Linked DNA regions of Homo sapiens: region 2 is linked to region 1. A link is an interaction called in ENCODE POLR2A ChIA-PET data of the cell type or tissue named here. Cell type or tissue: GM12878. All regions are shown on one strand. Links, peaks and the distances in the headings refer to the core of each region. The heading gives the core; the rest is flanking DNA.

What was found. ChIA-PET counts read pairs that join two places held together with the same protein. Peaks named below come from ENCODE experiments on the same cell type or tissue, not always from the same donor. Only the 100,000 strongest peaks of a DNase experiment are listed, where the experiment ranks them.
Region 2: POLR2A ChIA-PET joins it to region 1 with 5 read pairs; 2 of 35 experiments call an interaction of 5 or more read pairs at or near these places.

What each region holds. Positions count from the first base shown.
Region 1 is chr18:36,243,309-36,254,640 of GRCh38, forward strand. It overlaps MOCOS (molybdenum cofactor sulfurase), which reads left to right. Exons shown (of 15, transcript NM_017947.4): 10 at 5,614-5,692; 11 at 7,851-7,975. Among named protein-coding and RNA genes, the nearest start is that of FHOD3, 49 kb to the right of the region's middle. RefSeq lists an enhancer at 3,886-4,386. In GM12878, for the core only: no CTCF peak of the experiment used is centred there; a DNase peak (open chromatin) is centred at 6,253.
Region 2 is chr18:36,136,061-36,141,060 of GRCh38, forward strand. It overlaps ELP2 (elongator acetyltransferase complex subunit 2), which reads left to right. Exons shown (of 22, transcript NM_018255.4): 3 at 247-317; 4 at 2,210-2,366; 5 at 2,735-2,812. Among named protein-coding and RNA genes, the nearest start is that of ELP2, 8.7 kb to the left of the region's middle. In GM12878, for the core only: no CTCF peak of the experiment used is centred there; no DNase peak of the experiment used is centred there.

The DNA of each region.
Region 1 (11,332 bases), core at 3,143-8,142:
TTTTAATCATAAAGCGTTGCTGGATTTTGTTAAATGTTTTTTCTGCATCTATTGAGATAATCACATGATTTTTGTTTTTACTCCTGTTTATGTGGCATATCACATTTATTGACTTGTGTAAGTTAAACCAACTCTGCATCACTGGTATGAAACCCAGTTGATCATGGTGTCTTATCTTTATGATATGCTGTTGAATTTAGTTAGCTAGGATTTTGTTGAGGATTTTTGCATCTATATTCATCAGGGATATTTGTCTGTAGTTTTCTTTTTTTGTTGTTATGTCCTTTCCTGGTTTTGGTATTAGGGTGATACTGGCTTTATAGAATGATTTAGGGAGGATTCCCTCTGTCTCTGCCTTTTGAAATAGTTTCAGTAGGATTGGTACCAGTTCTTCTTTGAATGTCTGACAGAATTCAGCTGTGAATCCATCTGGTCCTGGACTTTTTTTATGTTGGCAGCTTTTTTATTACCATTTCAGTCTCGCTACTTGTTATTGGTCTGTTCATAGTTTCTATTTCTTCCTGGTTTAATCTAGGAGGGTTGTATATTTCCAGGAATTTATCCATCTTCTCTAGGTTTTCTAGTTTGTGTGCATAAAGGTGTTCATAGTTGCCTTGAATGATCTTTTGTATTTCTGTGGTTTCAATTGTAATATTGCCCATTTCATTTCTAATTGATCTTATTTGAATCTTCTCTCTTCTTTTCTTGGTTAATCACACTAATGATCTATTGGTTTTGTTTATTTTTTCAAAGAACCAGCTTTTTGTTCTATTTATCTTTTGTGTTGTTTTTTGTTTGTTTCAATTTCATTTAGTGTTACTCTGATCTTTGTTATTTCTTTTTTTTTCTGTTTGGTTTGGGTTTGATTTTTTCTTTATTCTCTAGTTTTTTGAGGTGTGACCTTAGATTATTTATTTGTGCTCTTTCAGACTTTTTGATGTAGGCATTTACTGCTATGAACTTTCCTTTTAGCAGTACTTTTGCTGTATCCCACAGGTTGTGATTGGTTGTGTCACTGTTATCATTCAGTTCAAAGAATTTTTTAAATTCCATCTTGATTTCATTGTTGACCCAAGGATCAGTCAGGAGCAGATTATTTAATTTCCATGTCTTTGTATAGTTTCGAGAGTTCTTTTTGGAGTTAATTTCCAATTTTGTTCCACTGTGGTCTGAAAGGGTACTTGATCTAATTTCAATTTTCTTAAATGTATTGAGACTTGTTTTATGGCCATGATATGGTTCATCTTGGAGAATATTACATGTGCCAGTTAAAAGAATGTATACTCTGCAGTTGTTGGGTAGAATTTTCATAAATATCTGTTAAGTCCATTTGTTTTAGGGTATAGTTTAAGTCCATTGATTCTTTGTTGACCTGTCTTGATGACCTGTCTAATGCTGTCAGTGGAGTATTGAAGTCTCCCACTATTATTGTGTTGTCATGTATCTCATTTCTTAGGTCTAGTAGCAATTGTTTTATAAATTTGAGAACTCCAATTCCGGTGTTAGGTGTATATAGATTTAGAATTGGGACACTTTCCTGTTGGACTGTTCTTTTTATTATTATATAATATTCCTCTTTGTCTTTTTAAACTGTTGTTGCTTTAAAGTTTGTTTTGTCTGCTATAAGAATAGCTACTCCTGCTCACTTTTGGTTTCCATTTTCATGGAATATCTTTTTCCACCCCTTTCATCAAGTTTATATGAGTCCTTGTGTGTTAGGTGAGTCTCTTGAAGACAGTAGATACTTGGTTGGTGGATTTTTATCCATTCTGCCATTCTGCCTCTTTTAAGTGGAACATTTAGGCCATTTACATTCAAACATTACTATTGAGATATGAGGTACTGTTCTATTCATCATGCTAGTTGTTGCCTGAATACCTTTTTTTTATTGTGTTATTGTTTTATAAGCTGTGTGAGCTTTATGCTTTAAGGAAGTTCTATTTTTGGTGTATTTCAAAGTTTTGTTTTAAGATTTAGGACTTCTTTTACCATTTTTTTTGTAGTGCTGGATTGTAGTCACAAATTTTGTCAGCATTTCTTTTTCTAAAAACGACTTTATCTTTCCTTCATTTATGAAGCTTTGTTTCACTGGATGCAAAATTCTTGGCTGATAATTATTTTGTTTAAGGAGGCTGAAGATAGGACCCCAATCCCTTCTGACTTGCAAGGTTTCTGCTGAGAAATCTGCTGTTAATCTGTTAGGTTTTCCTTTTGGGTTACTGATGCTTTTGCCTCACAGCTCTTTAGATTCTTTCCTTCATCTTGACTTTAGCTAACCTGATGACTATGTGCCTAGGTAATAATCCTTTTGCTATGAATTTCCCAGGTGTTCTTTAAGCTTTTTATATGTGGATGTCTAGATCTCTAGTGAGATCAGAGAAGTTTTCCTTGATTATTCCCTCAAATAAGTTTTCCAAAGTTTTAGATTTCTCTTCTTCCTCAGGGACACCAATTATTCTTATGTTTGGTCATTTAAAATAATCCAAAATTTCATGGAGACTTTGTTCATTTTTTAAAATTCTTTTTTATTTGTCTTTTGGATTGGGTTAATTTGAAAGCGTTGTCTTTGGGCTCTGAAGTTCTTTCTTCTACTTTTTCAATACTATTGCTGAAACTTTCCTGTGTATTTTGCATTTCTCTAAGTGTGTCTTTCATTTCCAGAAGTTGTGATCATCTTTTCTTTATGATATCTATTTCTCTGGAGACTTTTTCATCCATATCCTGTATTTTTTTAAATTTCTTTAAATTAGTTTTCACTTTTCTCTGGTGCCTCCTTAAGTAGCTTAATAGTCAACCTTCTGAATTCTTTTTCTGGCAATTCAGAGATTTCCTCTTGGTTTAGATCCATTGCTGGAGAGCTAGAGTGATCTTTTGATGGTGTTATAGAACCTTGTTTTATCATATTACCAGAATGACTTTTCTGGTTACTTCTTGTTTGGGGAGACTGTTTCTGTGGGAAGATATGGGACTCAAGGGCTGCTATTCACATTCTTTTGTCCCAGGGGTGCTCCCTTGATGTGGTGCTCTCCCCCTTCCTCTAAGGATACGGCTTCTAAAAAGCCAGACTGCAGTGATTGTTATTGCCTTTCTGGTTCTAGCCATTTAGCAGGATTCTGGGGCTCCAGGGTGGTGCTAAGAACTGTCTGCAAAGAGTCCTGTGATGTGATTCATCTTCACGTCTTCCAGCTATGGATACCAGCACCTGCTCTAGTGAAGGTGGCGGGGAGTAAAGTGGACTCTGTTGGGAGTCCTTGGTTGTAGTTTTGTTTTAGTGTGCTGGTTTTAGTCCTTGGTTGTAGTTTTGTTTAGTGCGGTGGTTTTCTCAAATGCTGGTTATGCTAGCAGTGAAGTTGTCACATGGACAGACTCAGGACCTCTGGTTAACCAGGGTGTTGCAGGTGGTGAAATTAGCTGTTGTTTTCTCCTTCTTTGGAGCAGAGTTGTTCTCTTATGAGTTGCTGTAATGGCTTGAGTTGATTGGCCTCCAGCCAGAAGGTGCTGCTTTCAAGAGAGCACCAGCTGCAGCAGTAGAAGGGGGATATAATTTTGCCCTGCCTTGGCTAGGATAGGTACTTGGCTTCCTCAGGTAATGAACAGGGCCATAGAGCTCCCAAGAGACCATGTCATTTGTCTTTGGCTATCAGGGCAAGTAGAGAGAAACCATCAGGTGGGGGCAGGTTAGGTGGGTCTGAGATCATACTCTCCTTGGGCAGGACTTGCTGTGGCCACTCTGGGGGTGGGGGGCTGGTTCTTGGGCAAATGGAGTTATGTTCCCAGGGGAATTATGGCTGTTTCTGCTGTGTCAAATAGGTCTCCAGAGACATGGGGGAAAGCTGGCATTGAAAGACCTCACCCAGCTCCCACACAGCCAGCAAGGCCAGTCTCACTCCCACTGTGCCTCCCCAGCAGCACTGAGGTTTCTGTACAGGCATCTGGTAAGCAGGGCTGAGATCTTGCCCCAGGCTACAAGCCTCCTGCTGAGAAAGCAAGCAGGGCTCTCAGGCCTTGCTCCTCCCTGCCTGCCAGGACAGTTGGCTGCAGCTTCTACGCTTGTATCTTTACTTCCCATTTGTCTCCTCTTCTGCATTCTACTTAGGAAAGTTTGTGCTCAGTTAAAATCATTACAAAGTCAAGCTAGGAGCTTCCTTCACCCTGTGGCCCCTCTCCAATTCCACTGGCTGCCTTCCCTTCCCCAAGAACCCCTGTGAGATAAGTCCAGGAATGGCTTTCCTGGGGTTCAAGCTGGAGACCAGGAGTCCCTACAGGGCTCTTCCTGCTGCTGCTTCTACTTTTATATTTTGCTTGGCTGCCTAAATCCATTTCAGCTCTAGGTAAGGGTAAATCTTTCCCTTGTCATCTGGATTTTCAGGTTCCCCAATGGGGATGTGTGTTCGGAGACCAACTTCTCACCTTCTCACACTTTGGGAACTCAAATTTTTGGCCATCTTGTGTTTGCAGCAGCAAGCTGCTTCTTTCAAAGTGTCTGTGAATTCTATCAGTTTTCCTGATATGTTCCTGCAGCGGTTCATGCAGCAAAAGTTCACAGTGTGAGTCTCTACATGCTGTTCTGTCTGTCTAACTGGGAGCTGTACATTAGTCCTGTCTCCTATCCACTGTTCTTTTTTTCCTCTGATTTTCCTTTCCTTTGGATAAATACCCAGAAGTGGGATTGCTGGATCATACGGTATTTTTATTTTTAGTTTTCTGAAGAACCTCAGTAGTGTTTTCCATGATGGCTGTACTAATTCACATTCCTACCAACAGTGTGTCAGAGTTCCCCTTTCTCTGCATCCTCACCAGCATTTGTTATTTTTTGTCATTCTGGTAATAGCCATTCTAACTGGGGTAAGATCTCATTGTGGTTTTGGTTTGCATTCCCCTGATGATTAGTGATGTTGAACATTAAAAAAAAATTGATTAGCCATTTGCATGTCTTCTTTCAAGAAATATCTATTCAGATTATTTGCTCATTTAAAAAAATTGAATTACTTGTTTTTTTTCACTGTTGAGTTGTTGATTTCCTATTTGGTTATTAATCCCTTGCTGGATGGATGCTTTGCAAACATTTCCTCTCATTCTGTTGGTTGTCTCTTCATTCTGTTGTTTCCCTTGTTGTGCAGAAGCTTTTTAGTTTGCTATAATTCTGTTTCTCTATTTTGGCTTTTGAGGCTGATGCTTTTGAGGTCTCATCCAAAAATTGTTTGCCCAGACCAATGTCTTGAAGCAGTTCCCCAATGTTTTCTTCTAGTAGTTTAATAATTTGGGGTCTTAGATTTAAATCTCTAATCCATTTTGAGTTGATTTGTGTATATGGTGAAAAATAGGGGTCTAGTTTTCTTCTTCTGCATATGGTTATCTAGTTTTCCCAGCATCATTTATTGAAGAGAACTCTTCTTGCTCCAATGTTTGTTCTTGACACCTTTGTCAGAAATCACCTGACTGTAAATGTGTGGATTTATATTTTGGTTCTGTATCCTGTCACATTGGTCTATGTGTCTATTTTTATGTCAGTACCATGCTGTTTTGGTTACTACAGCTTTGTAGTATATTTTGAAGTCAAGTAGCTGTTGTTTTTACATAATGATAAATTTGTTTTTAACCTTTGTTCATTAGGGATGGAGCCTATAGAGGTGCCTCTTGAGGAAAATAGTGAACGGACTCAGATTCGCCAAAGCAGGGTCTGTGCTGACAGGTGAGACTCTGAAGCACGTGAAAATCTCAGCTTTATTGACAGGCTGGCACAGAGGGGGAAGAGGGTAATGCCCTATGCAATCTATCCTTTGCTACCCTTCAGTCCAGTTGCTGTCCATTTCTCCCTTGCATGCTTCTCTCTAACCACACTCTTGGCTCTTTGGTCTTCAAACCTCCCAAGCATGCTCCCTTCTCAGGTCTTTGCACTTGCTGTTCCCTCTGCCTGGTGCTCTTCCCCTAGTTATACCTCCACAGGGCTGTTCTCTCACCTCTGTCAGTTTCATCTCCAACAGGTCTCTGTTCAAAAGCCCCCTTCTCAGAGGGCCACATGACTACCCACAGAAAACAACCTCTCCCTCTTCATTTCCCCTTTTGTATTCATCTCCTTTGCCTTTGTTGTTTCCAAGTTAATATATATCTGTTTATTGATCTTTAGTCCCTCCCACTAGAATGCCCATGTTGTTCCCTTCAGAGCCTGGGACAGTGTCAAGAGGACAGTGTGGGGTGGGAAGAAAAGGTGACACAGAAGGAACAGTCTGGAGGGCACTGCAACACTCCAGAGGAGGCCTCATAGGGAGGGAAAAGACCTGATTTGCATGTTGAGAAGACCAGCTGGTGCCTGTGGAGCAGTTGGAAGGGGGAAGGGGTGCAAGCAGGAAGGCCACATAAGCACCTGTGTTAGCAACACAGGTGAGACAAGATGGAGGCTTGGACCAGGGTCAGAGAGAAAGTCAGGAAGCTGCAGGTATGTATTCTGGAAATAGAATAACCTGAACTAGCTGATGATTGGATAAGGAAGCTGAGGGTGAGGGGGGTTATCAAGACATCTCTCAGGTTTCTAAAACCTAGCTTTCAGGTGATAACTCACAGATTATATACCCATATTATGGGTTATTATCTAATCTGGTTTGCTGATGATAAATCATCTACTGAATTCTAGGAAATGTAAAGTGGGGTTGAATGTAATAGCATTGCTATTTTGTTTATTGATTGTACATGTTTCTAAGTCTTTTTATTGAATAAATCAAATGTCTGCATCCCTTGTTATCTAATCTTATCTGTACCTGAATACATGTGGAATAGCAAATTTTCCAATCTTGGGAAATTTATCCTATCTTAAGCCCCAACCAATTCCCCTTTCACCCCCGCCCATATACTAAAACAGTTAACTATATAACACTTCACTAAAGATTTATGTATAATAAAAAACCTTCAGAGTGCTGATTGCCTACCAGTTAACACAATGCACTCATTAGTGGGTAGGTCTGTGCTCAGTAGATGGTGATACTGCATGGTATCAAACCATATTGCACGTCTTTGTGCACTGCCCTGAACATATGCTGTCATGCAAGGCAGGAAATGGTATGTTAAATGCTAAAGCTACATCCAAGTTGGACCCCAGTCGTTAGTGCTCTGGGTGATAGGCAGAGGATCACTCTGGGAGTGTGAAGGGCTATACCCCCAGGAAAGCACAAAGGTGATGATGTGATGATTGTGCTTGACACAGTGGAGAATCCTGGGCCCTGGTCCCAGGATGCCTTGGAGGCTAAAGAGTGAAGCACACTCTACATCTTCTTACCAGTACTTGCACCAATGTCACCAACTTACACATTCATTTAGCACATTTTCAGTCAGAACAATACATTTTGGATAAACAAAATTCTAGAGGATTCTTGAGTTTTCAAACACCAGATTGGTAAATGCAGTACTTATATCTGTAACTCACAGGCACAGTGTTCATTTTACAAACCAAACACGTCAGTCCATGTGAGAGAAGATATTTCAATCAGGCCCATAGTGAACAAATAGGACATATTTCTGGGTTCAAGGGCTTCTGAAAGCAACATATCACTCTGGAAGTTCTCAAATTCTAAGCATTCTAAGCTTTGTGGTTCTCTGTGTCAATAATTAATAGTAAAAAGGTCTTTCCAGGAGAAATGTTGAAGCTTTTTATTTGGTCTGAAAGCTTCACATAAGCCCCAGATGGCAGGTCGTCCTGCCTTGGAAATCTCCTTGCAGCATCTGTCACTTCAGGCTGCCTTCAGGGCTCATGCAATGTTTTGTTTTATTTTATTTTGTAACCAAACTTTTTGCAATTCAGATTATTATTTAAATAAATACTATGTAACAGTTCACTCTTTCTCTCTCTCTTTTGCCAGAGTAAGTACTTATGATTGTGGAGAAAAAATTTCAAGCTGGTTGTCAACATTTTTTGGCCGTCCTTGTCATTTGATCAAACAAAGTTCAAACTCTCAAAGGAATGCAAAGAAGAAACATGGAAAAGGTATTACATTTTGAATTGGTTCGTAGAGAACAGGAACCCTGGCTTACCCTTGCACACATCAAAACAGCCCATGAACTGCACTTACGGGTGACTTGCTGATGTATGGAAAGCAGGGGTCATCAGCCTTTAGCAGAAACCTACTGCAGTAGCCCCAGGTCAGCAGGCGAAATGGGCTCCAGGATCTTCTTAAGGAGGCTGAGGAGGGCATAAAGCCAGCTGTCCAGCCTCTGCCCAAACATTCAGCCTTAGTCCTGCATGTTCAAAAGCATAATTAATCCAATTGTATTAAATAAAAACCCTAATAGCTTGCTATGTCCTCAGATTGGATCTGGAAGCAAGGAAACCTGGCTTGCTAGTTTTTAGCTCTATCACCAATCAATGGCGTGACCTTGGTGAATCCTTGAACCCCATGGTGCCTCAACTTCTATAGACCTCAGCTCCTCAGACTTTCAAAAGTTTCCACAATTTTTCCCACCTTAAGCCATTGTTAGGATGAAGTGAGGCAGTAGAGATGAAAGTACTTTGAAAGTTAACAGTCCCAGGTGTGCAGAAAAGATCATTTTCATGTGTCCGCTCAAATGTCACCTCCTTAGGGAAGCCTGGCTGACTACCCTCTTCAGAACAGCACCCTGTACCTGAATCTGCAGCAACGTAGCAACCTTCCCTGTCTCATTTTTCTCAGTGGCACATTTTTTTCACATTCTTCTTGCTATATATTTTGCTCACTTATTTTGTTCTGTTTTCCTTTTAGTAGATGTAAGCAATCTCTATGAGGATAGGGATTGTTGCCTGTTTTTTTCAGTGCTGTCTCCCCATGCTTAAAATAGCACCTGGCACATAGTTGCTCAATACATGGCTAGATGAATGAATGAATGATTACCAGTTTGTTCAGATATTACCTGGCCTAGTGATCAGTTCCCAGAGGAACTAGTTTGTAATCCAAATAGCATTTAGAGTTTGGGTGTGGTAGCTCACACCTGTAATCCCAGCACTTTGGGAGGCTGAGGAGGGAGGATTGGTTAAGCCCAGGAGTTCAAGACCAGCCTGGGCAACATGGCAAGACTCTATATCTGCAAAATAAGATACAAAAATTATGAAACCGTATCTCTTCAAAAAATACAAAAATGAGCCAAGTATGCTGGTGCATGCCTATAGTCCCAGCTACTTGGGAGGCTGAGGTGGGAGGATCACTTGAGCCTGGGAGGTGGAGGTTGCAGTGAGTTGAGATCACACCACTGTAGTCCAGCCTGGGTGACAAAGCGAGACTCTGTCTCAAAAAAAAATTTAAAAAATTGCTAGGTGTGGTGGCATGCACCTGTAGTCCCAGCTGCTTGGGAGACTGAGATGGGAGGATCTTTTGAACCCAGGAGTTCGAGGCTGCAGTGAGTTATCATCACACCAGTGCACTCCAGCCTGGCTGACAGCAATATTTTATGTTTCATGTTTCTAAAACATAAATAAACCAAATGGCATTTGACCATATATGGACTGAAAACTGGGTCTAAGGCCCTGCATAGTTTAACCTACAAATCCCTGAAAGTGTATGCTATAGAGAGGAGTCAAAGGATGTAATGTACTTAGAGTTTTTAAAGTTCTGATGATTTTCACGCCATAAGCTGTTAAGAATTTGAGTTGCTGTGTGATAGAAAAGGGGAATAGATTTATACTCATTTTATTGAAGTTAGATGGTGGTGGTTGGGGTATGGATAAGCTTAGAGACATGATTAAAGGGAGAGAGAAATAGGCATTTCCAGGGGTAGAGGCATGAAAGGAGTAGGATTTGTCAGGACCTGTGTACCACCCTTGTAAATTATCTGGAGAAGTGAGCAGCAGTGAAATCTCTAAGTGCCAATTATTCATAGCACCCATTGCCTACCTGGGGTTTACTGGGTTTCAGGAGGCTGGCTGAGATAGTTAAGCCTTAGTCCTGGTCCTTTGGAGTCTCCGTTGGTGAGATCAATTGCCAGCAGATAGCAATGCTGCAACGTAAGAGATGTAATAAAGGTCTATGCGAAGGGCAGAATCCTCTACACCTGGAATGAGTCACAGAGGGCTTCAGGGAGGAGGTGAGTTTGGAGCTGCAACTTAAAAGGAGAGTAGGAGGCCAGGCGCGGTGGCTCACGCCTGTAGTCCCAGGACTTTGGGAGGCCGAGGCGGGCAGATCACGAGGTCAGGAGTTCAAGACCAGCCTGGCCAACATGGTGAAACCCCATCTCTACTAAAAATACAAAAATTAGCCGGGCATGGTGGCAAGTGCCTGTAATCCCAGCTACTTGGGAGGCTGAGGCAGGAGAATTGCTTGAACCCAGGAGGCAGAGGTTGCAGTGAGCCAAGACCACGCCACTGCACTCCAGCCTGGTGATAGAGCAAGACTCTGTCTCAAAAAAAAAAAAAAGGAGAGTACGAATTTTTCAGGCAGTCACAGGCGGGATGGTTACCAGGGAGCAGCATGGCAGGGCTTGGCATTCATGGGCTCAGAGAAGGGTTTAGAGGGTCAGATGTGAGCAGGGGAGTGACGGGGGATAGATGGGGAGAAGGGTTGAGTGTGCCACTGAGGAGTCAGTAGTCCTTTACCTGTGGCTGCGGAACTCACTGGAGGATTCTAAGCCGAGAAGCTTCATAACACTGCTTATGTTAGAAAGTCAGCCCTGACTTGGCGAGGTGGCTGCATCGAGTGGGAAACTCAGGCAGTAAAGGCACAGGTGGGAGGCAGCTGGGACTGTCCTGGTGGGAGATGGGGCCTTGGTGGAACAAAGGTGGTAGGTGCAGAGGAAAGAAGAAAGCCTGTCTTCCTGCTCCCTGCACGATGCAGAATCAGGGAGTGTCAGCTTGTGACTGTTTACACTTAGAGGACACCCCTTAGGGTCCCATGTTCTCTGGCAGTCTAAGCCATTGGTCTTGAAACAGTTTTTTTGAGTTGGTATACCTTAGAAGGATTTTTTAAAACTATATTCCTCACTCATACTAAAATTTTTACGTTGTCATCTAAATTTTAAAAATAGTTTAAACAGCTACAAAGGATGTGATTTCCAGTATATTGTAAACATTGTCATTTTAAATTTAAACTTGTACATTGTTCTTTTCAACAAAGCCAGTAGAATCTCAATACTGCAGCATTTTTTTAAACCACAACAATTTGAATCTCGTGAGTATTCATTACAAAATACATTATCTCTGTGTGTGTGTGTGTGTGTGTGTGTGTGTGTGTGTGTGTGTATAGAGAGAGAGAGAGCGAGAGGGAGAGAGAGAGAGAACAAACTGTCCTTTAATAGTCAGTTTTATTTCTTTCCTTTTCATATATATGTGTGTGTGTATATATATATACACACACACATATATATATGAACGAACTGTCTT
Region 2 (5,000 bases), core at 1-5,000, 110 kb before region 1:
TATATGGTCTTTGAGGATCAGAGATCACAGTGTCTGCCACTTATTTTTAAGTAGTTTGCCTCCTAAAAGGTGTGTGTGTATGTATATAGAGGAAGAGTGAGATATTAAGCAAATATGGCAAAATGTTACCAGTTTGTGAATCTAGGTAGAGGGTACAGGGGTATTGTTTTTTGGTGTAGCTTGGAAATTTTTAAAAATTGCAGAAAAAATGAATAAAGATATTTACTGAGATATAATTTTTTTCAGCCCCTTCTACTGAATTAGTTTCTGGAGGATCTGATAATCAAGTGATTCACTGGGAAATAGAGGATAATCAGGTGAGTGGACATGTTTATAATCAAGAAATGACTTTTTTTGTTCATTTGTTTTTTAAGAGGTAGAGTTTCACTCTGTCACCCAGGCTGACGTGCAGTGGTGCGATCGTGGCTCACCTCAGCCTCCTAAGTAGCTGGGACTACAGGTGCCTGACACCATGCCTGGCTGATTTCTGTTTGTTTGTTTGTTTGTTTTTGTAGAGATGGGGTCTTACTTTGTTGCCCAGGCTGGTCTCAGAAATGACTTTTATATATACTTTTATTTTAAGTTTTTTTCTTCAACTATGTTGTTCTTTTATGAAGTTAATCTTGCTCATCAGCAACACAAATGCTGTATCTTTTATACTACACAGGCCCTGTACCCTTTGCTCTGATTTCTACTCCCATATTTGTATGCTGTTAACTGTCTCTGTGAATTTCCTGTCATTTTGGAATAATTTTCAAACTATTCTTACTTGGGCTGATCTGTTTTCAATGCTTTTGGCATACGAATATAGATTTACAAGACTCTTCTCAGTGCTACCCCACACTTCTGTCATGTTATGTTTTTAAAAATTCTCTGATTGAGCTATAACTGCTTAAAGATGTGAAATGAGTATTTTCAATAGATTTAGTTTTTTCAGGGGGTAATGACAGACTTGTTAAAAAAAAAAAGGTTATAAATACAAAAAGTATAAAGAAGGAAAAACCTATGCAAAATCTGAGCAGAGTTAACTTTCTGGTGAATGTCATTCCCCGTCTCTAGTTATGTGTGTATAATTATGCATAATAGAGATTCTATTGTATCCAAGGATTTTTTAAACCTTTTTGAGGTGAGATCTGGCTGTGTTGCCCAGGCTGGAGTGCAGTGGCTGTTCATAGGTAAGATGATGGTGCACTATAGCCAAGGACTCCTGGACTCAGGTGATACTCCTACCGCAGCCTCCCAAGTAACTGGGACTGCTGGCACACACCACTGCACCTGGCTTAAGTGTTTTTTCCAAGAAGTCAAAGGCTAATGATTCTAAAGAAAGTTAGTGTACAGACCCTTATACATGAGTATTATGTGCATCTTCTTTAGTGGCAGAATTCTGTTTTAAGTATTATAATTGGAAAAACAACTGAAGAGACATTTAAGGAACACCACTATTTCAGCAGACAGTTGATAGAAGATACCTTTTAAAAGAAGTGGTGGAATGTCACACATTTGAAACTTAAAAAAAGATAAACCCAAAACATCAGTAGAAGGGATGCCAGAGGGAATAATCTTGATGGCAAGCAGATAGATTTGATAAGCCAATGGGATTTCCCACTTCTCTTTGCTATTTTTCTATTTTGCAGCCCTACTTGATTTAGGCAAGTATCATGAGTGGATGCTAAAAGTACTTAGTAAAAGTTTGATGAGGAATAGAATGTTTATTCAATCCCAAAGTATACTCATATTATCACCAAAAAAAAAAAAAAAAAAAAAAAATTAACATCACGGTGAAAAAACCTGGCAGACAATACTTCTACTAAATATAAAGGTTAGCTTCACTAAAACCTGGACAAACTGAAATGATGTGCCTCCTGATGGGATGTGCTTATGTAGTAATGCTGTCAAAATGTATATTCTGAATCTCTTCATAATGAAAATCACACTAATCCAAAAAGAGGAACATTCCACAAAGTTGACCTATATTCTTCAGAATACCTATTGTCTCCTCAGAGTAGATTCCTAGATATGAGATTGCTGTGTCACAGGGCATGCACATTTTGTGTGTTGTTAACATGGTCAGACAGACTTCTTGAAAAATTCTTTTCAACTTAGAGGACCTATTTCTGGCTCAGCCATTTTATTGGCACATTTATCCAATTAAATAAAGGTAAAAAAAATCCTTTTTTTCACAATGCTTCTGTCATTCTTTCTGATTCAGCTTTTAAAAGCAGTGCATCTTCAAGGCCATGAAGGACCTGTTTATGCGGTGCATGCTGTTTACCAGAGGAGGACATCAGATCCTGCATTATGTACACTGATCGTTTCTGCAGCTGCAGATTCTGCTGTTCGACTCTGGTCTAAAAAGGGTCCAGAAGGTAGGTTTGGAGACATGATAATCCAGACAAATGAAATAATATTTAACAAATGAATGACGAGTAGAAGAGCATATATATAATTCTTTACAACTTTGGAGCAACTTTAAAAATACTATAATTCTAATCTAAATTTTTCTTTTGCACTTATTTAAAATTCTCTATACCAAGACTTTTTCATGTAAGTCATTTTGCTGTCTGTAACATCATTAAAATTTGGCCATTTAACTTCACATGGTCAGTGGGGGCTCAGGATTGACTTCTCTCATCTCCCTTCTGCTACCTGGGGCTGTGATGATGCTATCCAACCTGTCTAGTTGGATAAGCTCTGAGGTAGTTAGTTGTTCATTGTGTTTTTTATTATTTCTTAGTAATGTGCCTTCAGACTTTAAACTTTGGAAATGGATTTGCTTTGGCTCTCTGCTTATCTTTTTTGCCAAATACTGATGGTGAGTATCCTGTTAAGTATATGTTAAAAGGGCAGTATATTTGCATACTGTCATATGATTAGAACCTAAAAGAAATGTATTGGGTCTTAATTTTGTATCTGAATGTTTCTATGAAACAAGATGTGAATAACATACTTTCCTTATAATATTCAAATGATCTGAGTATAGAACATAAAGTTAAGGGGGGCTTATTAGGATTTTGATAGCCATTGATAATTTAAATGACTTACTGTGTACCCAAGATTGATACTGTTATCAAATATACTGTGGATGTATATAGGTCTAATTTGAGGAAAGAATCTAATTCTTTAGAAGGTGAAGGTCTGGGGTAAGTTGAAAAAGTGTTGAATGAAGATGGCATATGAGCATTTCTCTCAAAATGATAGCTCCTTCACATCCCGAATAATGACATTTTGCCCAAGACCACTTAAAATCTGCAAACAGAAAAATTTCCCTTTTGCTGTGAAACCCATCTGTATTTATCTTTGAGTATCTTCTACAAAGATAATAGCCAGTGTGAGTGAGTCAGCCTCTTTGCCTCCACAGTTACCTGGAAGACTGGCCAGGTGGAACGAGGCAGGGCCTGGAAGCCACCAGCCTCTCTCGCCCTCTGTAGCAGGAGCTGCGACTCTATGGTTTCATGTTACGCTTCCATTCTGTGCAAGGCTCTGTGGAAGGAGAAGCTGCACACATTCTGGCATCATAACAGAATTTCATTTCTTCCATCTGCATTCAGGCCAAGTGACTGGAGTTTTGTTTTTATTGTTTTTATTTTTCTTTTTTCTGTAGTTGATCTAAAGTAAGAAAATCTTTGAAAAACACATTGGTGGCAAGGCATGTCCTTAGAAAAAGTCTCTTATCTAGCAGAGTCATCAGGGCTGCCCTTTGGTAATGCAAATTATTAATGATTTTTTATCTTATTAAAATAATTTTACAGTCACATCTTTCATAGCTTTTTAAAATTTTAAAATTTAAAATTTATTTATTTATTTTTTAGAGACAAAGTCTCATTCTGTCACTCAGGCTGGAGTGCAGTGGTGATCATAGCTCACTGCAGCCTCAAACTCCTGGGCTCAGGTGATTTTCCCACCTCAGCCAAGTGGCTGGGACTACAAGCATGCTCCACCACGCCCAGCTAATTTTTTTATTCTTGTAGAGACAAGGTCTGTTTATGTTGCCCAGGCTGGTCTTGGACTCCTGGCTTCAAGTGGTTCTCCTGTCTCGGCCTCCCAAAGTGCTGGGATCACAGATGTGAGCCACTGCGTCTGGATCCCCTTGCGTAGCTTTGTAAATTTTTTATTTTATTTTTTTGACACAGGGTCTCATTCTGTTGCCCAGGCTGGAGTGCAGTGGCGCCATCACAGCTCACCTCAGCCTCCTGAGTAGCTGGGACTCCAAGCACATGCCACCATGCCTGGCTAATTGCCTTGTATAGCTTTTTAGCCACATGCTTAATTATATGCTCTTTTATTTATTTTTATTTTTATTTTGGGGGATGGAGTCTCGCTCCGTCGCCCAGGCTGGAGTGCAGTGGTGCAATCTCGGCTCACTGCAATCTCTGCCTCCTGGGTTTAAGTGATTTTCCTGCTTCAGCCTCCTGAGTAACTGGGATTATAGGCATATGCCACCACGCCCAGATAATTTTTGTATTTTTAGTAGAGACAAGGTTTTGTCATGTTGGCCAGGCTGGTCTCAAATTCCTGACCTCAGGTGATCTGCCCACCTCAGCCTCCCAAAGGATAACGCCCTAGGATTACAGGCATGAGCCACCACACCCAGCCTTTTATTTTGTTTTAAACAAAATAAAACATAAGGTTTTCAAACAAAACATAAAGTCCTCAAATTAACAAACATACCCTTAAATCTGTGTGCATTAGCCATGTTGGTAGGGCTCATAGTAGCTGTTCATTATTTAGTTGTCTTAACAACTTTTCATCTTGGTCTTTGGGCTGACATGGTGAAAATGCTCTCTAGTTGCTCTTGAGCTTATTTTTCACTTCTATCATAAATGTCATAGAATGGAGAGAAGGACTGGATTCTCATTTAATAGTCATTATATTTACCAAGTAACCACTGAATAGAACGTTTTAGAGTGTTCATTGTATTCCTGCAGACATTTATTGAGCATTTTCAATTATTCGTGTAGTGGTGTGGGAAATTGAAGTCAGGATTCTTTACTTAGAGCTTA